Regions from separate parts of the Homo sapiens genome. Here region 1 is linked to region 2. The links are chromatin loops, found by intact Hi-C in ENCODE. Cell type or tissue: OCI-LY7. All regions are shown on one strand. Each heading gives the region's core, and the rest is flanking DNA. Links, peaks and the distances in the headings are about the cores only. Region 1 holds the start of INSC (INSC spindle orientation adaptor protein). Region 2 has its middle 16 kb from the start of CYP2R1.

Evidence for each region. A loop is a pair of places that touch in the nucleus more often than their neighbours do. Peaks named below come from ENCODE experiments on the same cell type or tissue, not always from the same donor. Only the 100,000 strongest peaks of a DNase experiment are listed, where the experiment ranks them.
Region 1: a loop joins it to region 2, with 6 times the contacts of the local background. A loop is called at or near these places in 5 of 110 quality-filtered maps.

Annotation. Positions count from the first base shown.
Region 1 is chr11:15,112,447-15,115,348 of GRCh38, forward strand. It overlaps INSC (INSC spindle orientation adaptor protein), which reads left to right and starts at 2,477. Exons shown (of 13, transcript NM_001042536.3): 1 at 2,477-2,557. RefSeq lists enhancers at 950-999, 1,651-2,184. In OCI-LY7, for the core only: no CTCF peak of the experiment used is centred there; a DNase peak (open chromatin) is centred at 1,125; H3K4me3 peaks cover 579 bases; H3K27ac peaks cover 1,215 bases.
Region 2 is chr11:14,906,447-14,909,348 of GRCh38, forward strand. It overlaps the pseudogene CALCP. Among named protein-coding and RNA genes, the nearest start is that of CYP2R1, 16 kb to the left of the region's middle. RefSeq lists an enhancer at 1,315-1,814. In OCI-LY7, for the core only: CTCF peaks have their summits at 1,441 (motif pointing left) and 2,294 (motif pointing right); DNase peaks (open chromatin) are centred at 1,025, 1,455 and 2,275.

The sequences.
Region 1 (2,902 bases), core at 100-2,599, 210 kb after region 2:
TCGCTGCAGCCAAGGCTGGAGCCATGAGACGGCCCCCTGGCAATGGAGAGGCGGCCAGCGAAGGTCCAGGTGGCTGGGGTCTATGGGGAGTCCAGGAGTCCAGGAGGCTGTGCTGTGCCGTATGTATCTGGGAAGGTGGATGTGAGTGTGTGTGTGTGTGTGTGTGTGTGTGTGTGTGTGTGTGTGTGTGTATTGGGAAGTGGGGGGGGGGCATTTATGCCAAGTGCCTCCAGGGAACATCTAACAAACCAAGTCTGTTCCTCTCTTACCCTGAAACCCAGACACAGAGTTTGGGCCTGGAAATAAAAGAACTTTGAGGCTTTTTTGCTAACATCGATCTGTTTATGATCTAAGCCTCATTCTATTTCTAGCATATAATAAAATATCTTAGTTTTCCAGGTGCTTTACATCCTTGACCTCACTTCATACTTTCAACAACCTCATGAGCTGGGCAGAGATTTTTATGTTCCCCAATGTACATATGGGAAAACTGATGCTCAGAGAGGTTAAGTGATTTGTCCAAGGACTCATCACTAGAAAGTAGTAGAGGCAGGATGCAAAACAGGTTTCTTTGAGGAAGAATTGGAGACTTCTTTCCTTCCCTTCCTTTCCTTCCCTCTCTTCCCTCCCTTCCTTTCTTCCTTCCTTCCTCTTTCTTTCTTTTCTCTCTCTCTCTTTCTTTCTTTCTTTCTTTCTTTCTGTCTCTCTCTCTCTCTCTTTCTTTTTTGATGCAATCTCACTCTGTTGCCAGGCTGATGTGCAGTGGCACAATCTTGGCTCACTGGCTCACTGCAACCTCCGACTCATTGGTTCAAGCTATTCTCTTGCCTCAGCCTCCTGAGTAGCTGGGGTAACAGGCACATGACAACTCGCCCAGTTAATTTTTGTATTATTAGTAGAGATGGGGTTTCACCATGTCGGCCAGGATGGACTTAATCTCCGGACTTTGTGATCTATCCACCTTGGCCTCCCAAAGAGCTGGGATTACAGGCGTGAGCCACCACTCCCGGCTGAGACTATTCTTATCATACCACCTGCCCTACCGGAAACAGACTCAGAGAGAAGATTCTGCAAACAGTCTGTAAGACTGTGGTTTCAGTGGTAATGCCCAGCCAGGCGGCACCAAGCCCTGTCCCCAGCCCTAGACAGCACTTGTTGAAACAGGAACTGAGGCCCCTCTCAGGGAACTTGGGGAGTAGAATCAGGCTGTTCTGGATGACTGGAGGGTAGAGTTGAAGCTGGCTTGTCTGAGAGGAATGATTTGGCCACCTTCTGAGCCCTGGGCCCCCAGAGAGCTGAGGAGGAGAGTTAATATCAGAGAGCTACTGTGTGTGTTCGAGTCCAGGGAGCAGCAGTTAGCTTCAGCCAGAGCCTGAAAAAAGAAATAGAGATTATTAGCATTAAGGAAGAGAAGGCTGCAGTGGGACCTCGGCGTGGTCGTTTTGTCATGGGGACTGAGTTGAGCTCCTTCTCCCTGAATACATATTGTGAGCAAATTGACATAGTTTGCATGTGAGAGATTTAGGTTAGATGTCAAGGAGATCTTTCTGTCAGTAAGAGAGTTCAAGCTTTGGAACAGGGCTCAAGGGAGACCAGGGGCTGCCTTTGCTTGAGGACCTCCAAGAATAGGTCAAGATTCTCTGGGCTCTGGGAGCCTCATAGCAAGATGGCGGAGGCGGGGGAGGGGGAGTTGTATGAAATGATCTGGAAGCTTTCTTCCAGGTCAAAAATGCCACATTCCCGAGCTTTTGGGTAGGAATCAAGTTCCTCTAGATTTAGCTATTTGACAGAGTCCAGGACGGGGGTGGGGGGTGGGGGGTGGGGTCTGATCTTATGTGCCGAAGTTAGAAGGAGTTTCTGCAACAACCCCTCGTCATTTTTGGCAGGTCCAAGATGTGGAGGGTGACTTAGGTGTGTGTGAGCAAGGTTCCAGAGGGAAGCACCTGCGGTGAATAAACCGTCTCATTCTAGGCGTTTGGGGTCTATCAAAGCTGGGTGGCTTCCTCCTTCCTAGCAAGTGAACTGCACCCAAATCCCTCCTTGTTTTGTTTCAGCTCCAAGGGAAACGATCGCGGCACATTCCCTTCCCCTCTCCAGATGTTGGCATGCGGGGCACCTTGTGGGCGACCCCGCCTGGACGGCTTCGCGGCTCCCGGGCGATCACCCTGGTGCCTGCCGCCTGGCCCGGGGGAGCCCGGTCTCTAATTAGGCCTGACCGCGTCCCCATTCCAGCGCTCCTGCAGATGGGAGGGAGGGCCATGTTTCCCCCCCCAGGGGCACCGAAATAGCCTCGTAGTCCCGCGGAGACAGCAGGCAGCCGTGGCTGACGCGGGACCAAGGCTTGGCAGGGAGCGCGCTGCTGTGGAAGGTCCTTGGGAGGCTGCGACCGCCTCGGAGAGGGCGGGCGGGGGAGAACGGGGCGGGGGGTGGGGCGGGGGCCAGGGGCGGCCTCTCGGGCTGGGCCGGCAGAGCGGCCACTTTGCGCGCGGCCTCTGGAGCTCCAGCTGCGCCCCGCCACCACTGGCCGCTCGCACTACCAGCCTGTCTCGCACGCTAAGTAAGTAGACAGCTCCCCTAGCTGGATTCAGGGGGCTGGTGATGCCTCTGCTAGCCTAGTTGGGAACAGTGCAGGTTTGTCACTAATTGGATAGTAGGTGTAAGTGTGTCAGTGGGAGTGCTTGTGAAGGGGAGCTTGCGCCAGTGTGAGGGAGTGTGTCTGGATGGGATGTCCACATGTGGAATTTTCTAGCATGTGCCCCAGGGTGCGAGTGTGGGTGAACGAGTGTGTCAGAGTGTGTGGTGGCCTGGAGTGGGCCACAGGTATTTGCCTGTGTGGCACCTGCTGCCCTGGGTGCACTGTGTCTGTACCTGTGGAAATGCCTGTGTGTGTGGCAGGAAGGCC
Region 2 (2,902 bases), core at 221-2,720:
TGGGACTAGGAACGTGCAGAGCAAGTGTGTATGTGTGTGTGTGTGTGTGTGTGTGTGTGTGTGTGTGTCTGGGCTATTGAAATAACGACCTTGCCCCGGGAAAGATAACCCCAGCTGTCTAAGTGCCTAAGGAGGGAGACAGTGAGCCTGCCTTCTTCAGCCATATTGGGCAGAAAGCCTTCATGGTAGACTAGACCCACAGGATGGGACTAAGTGCCTTCAACCCCAAGCGGAACCCGGCACCCTCAGGCCTGGACATCTCTCTCTGCTCTGTGAAGCTTCCAAACCGTTTACATTCATGAATGCCTTCAAACTTGAAGGTACCCCACTGGGGCAATGAGGCCTAGATAGTGTCCAGTTACTTGCCTGAGGTTACACAGGAACAGAGGCAGCACAGGAAACCTGGCCTCTAGCCACTCTGCCACACCAACCTCTTGGGGAAGGGCCCCAAAAGACACGAGGAACCCTAGGAGACACTCTAGAGAGCCCCCTGAACAAACGCAGAGCTGTGTGGAGCCTGGAGTTTTAAATTCCTATGAAGAACAAAGCCAAGGCAGACTACAGGAGGGGCAACTGAATCCCCCACCCCCAGCTCCACATGTTGTTCTAGGCCCTGGGGAAGGGTGCGTGGAGAGATATTTCATGAGGAGGTGTGAAGGGATGGAAAGACTTGGAAAGGGGACCTGAAGCCTGAGGAGACTTGGGGACTCCTAGTTAGGAAGTGCCTTTGGAAAAGCTATGGAAAATGGGCGGAGCCCGAGACATCCTCTAAAGAGTCCGGGATAGATGGGAAGAAGGATCTAGGCTGGTGGGCATGGTAGGGAAGAAAGCAGGTATTTAGGGCAGAAGCTCTGTGCAGTAATGAGTACCATGCTTTCGCCTTTAGATCCAGGTGTGAACATACCGAAAACTTAGCTGTAGCTGGCCTGGCCCCACTCACTAGAAGGTGAGAGAAACCCCTAATATACCAGGTTACCTTAAACGACTGAAAAAAGCTGTGACAGTGACCCCAGCTGGGGATTAACTGACTTGCCTAAAGGCGGCATCATTTTACTTGTTACATAGAGCAAACAAAGGCTCCCAGAAGTTCTCCCGCTTGCTGGCTCTCAGTCTTGGTCCTGTGCCAGGCAGGCAGCCTCCAGGCAGCGCCATTCAGGTGAGACAGCTTGGAACCAGGGGCTCCTCTGCTCCCACTGCCCCTGGGACCAGGCAGCTCTGTGCCTCTGAAACCATGCATGGCTCCCGGTGAAGCAGTGCCCACAGGTGGACCCTGACCTCATGCCCTGTCCCCTGGGAGTCGCAGTGGCCACATCCTCAGGGGAAGAAGCAGATACCAGGGAGCCTGGCTGTTTATCCTGGGGAGGGGCAGGCAGGGACTCACAGCCTGCATTGAGTTTGCTTCCCCTCCACAGGTCTCCCGTGGAGAGCAGCCCAGACCCGGCCACACTCAGTGAGGAGGAAGTGCGCCTCCTGCTGGCTGCACTGGTGCAGGACTATGTGCAGATGAAGGCCAGTGAGCTGGAGCAGGAGCAGGAGACAGAGCTCCAGGTGAGGCTCCCCAAGCGCCCAGAACAGGGCCTCCTTTCCCCGCAGCATACCAAGAAGGCGGATCCCAAGAGGTAGGAGAGAGCACACTGGCAAGGGGTCCAGCAAGCTGATTTGTTCAGGAGGACTTGGAGCCCAGCCTTTCTCAGGCTCCAGGGGAGACAGAGGTCCCAGTGCAGCTGGAAGGACTGTGGTTAGACACAATAAAAAGCTCCGTTTTTGAAAGCTGTTAGGAAGTGAAATGCGAAGATGTGGAATCGCTCACTGTGAGAATTGCTCTTGCAACAATAGCTCTCATTAGATGGGATAATTGTGAAATACATGTACTTTGTTTAGTGCTGACTATGAGCTGGTTACAGTTGTAAATAGTTGACTGATGATTTTGATCCTCACAACAATCTGTGAGGAAACTAAAACAAGTACGGTTAAGTAATTTGTTAAAAGTCATAAACTAGTAAATGGTAAAGCTGAGCTTTAAAATCCGGGTAGTTTGGCTCCACACTCCATTTTCTTAACTAGTATTTCTACTGCTTCTAGTTAGTGAGTGTGTGAAGACCTAGCATGGGGGCTGGAATACAGTAGGTGCCCTAATGTGTTAGGAGGTTTTAGACTTGCTGTTTCTTACACTTTCTCCTTCCGTTTCAGTCAGTTCGATTTCTGATGGCTGGTTCTCCCCATTCCTTCCCTTTCTAAGGTGGAGAGTAGATCTCAGGTAGAGCAGCTGATCACCAGCAGATGGCAACAAAGACTGTCCAGATAAGAGCTAAGAGCTCTTTACAATGTGATGAATTAGTAGTTCATTTGTAAAAAAGAAAACTGAAATAGAACTCATGGAAATGTTTCTCATTTCTGAATAACCAAATACACAGGAAACTAAGTAAAATCCTTAGGCTTAATTGATGTTGAAATGCCCTGAGAACATTTGTTGACATCCAGAGTGATATTGAAAAGAACTGATTGAGGATAGTGAACATCTTCATTGTGTTTGTAAACTCAGGAGGAATGCTCATTCAATATGATGTTAACAGTGGGATTTTTCATAAGTATCTTTGTTCAGAATAAGAACATTCTTTTCATTCTAGTTTTCTGAGAGTTTGTATCAAGAAGGTTCTTAAGTTTTATCAAATGTCTTTTTAAAATCTATGTAGATGATCATATGGTGTTTCTCTTTTATTCTGTTAATGTGGTGAATACATTGAGTTTTGGAGGTAAAACCAATATTATATTCCTAAAATAAACACCATTTGGTCATGATCATCATTCTTTTCCACATTGATGATTTTTGATTTACTTTTCTTGTTTGTTTAGGATTACTACATCTATATTTATGACATATATTTGCTTGTATTTTGCCTTC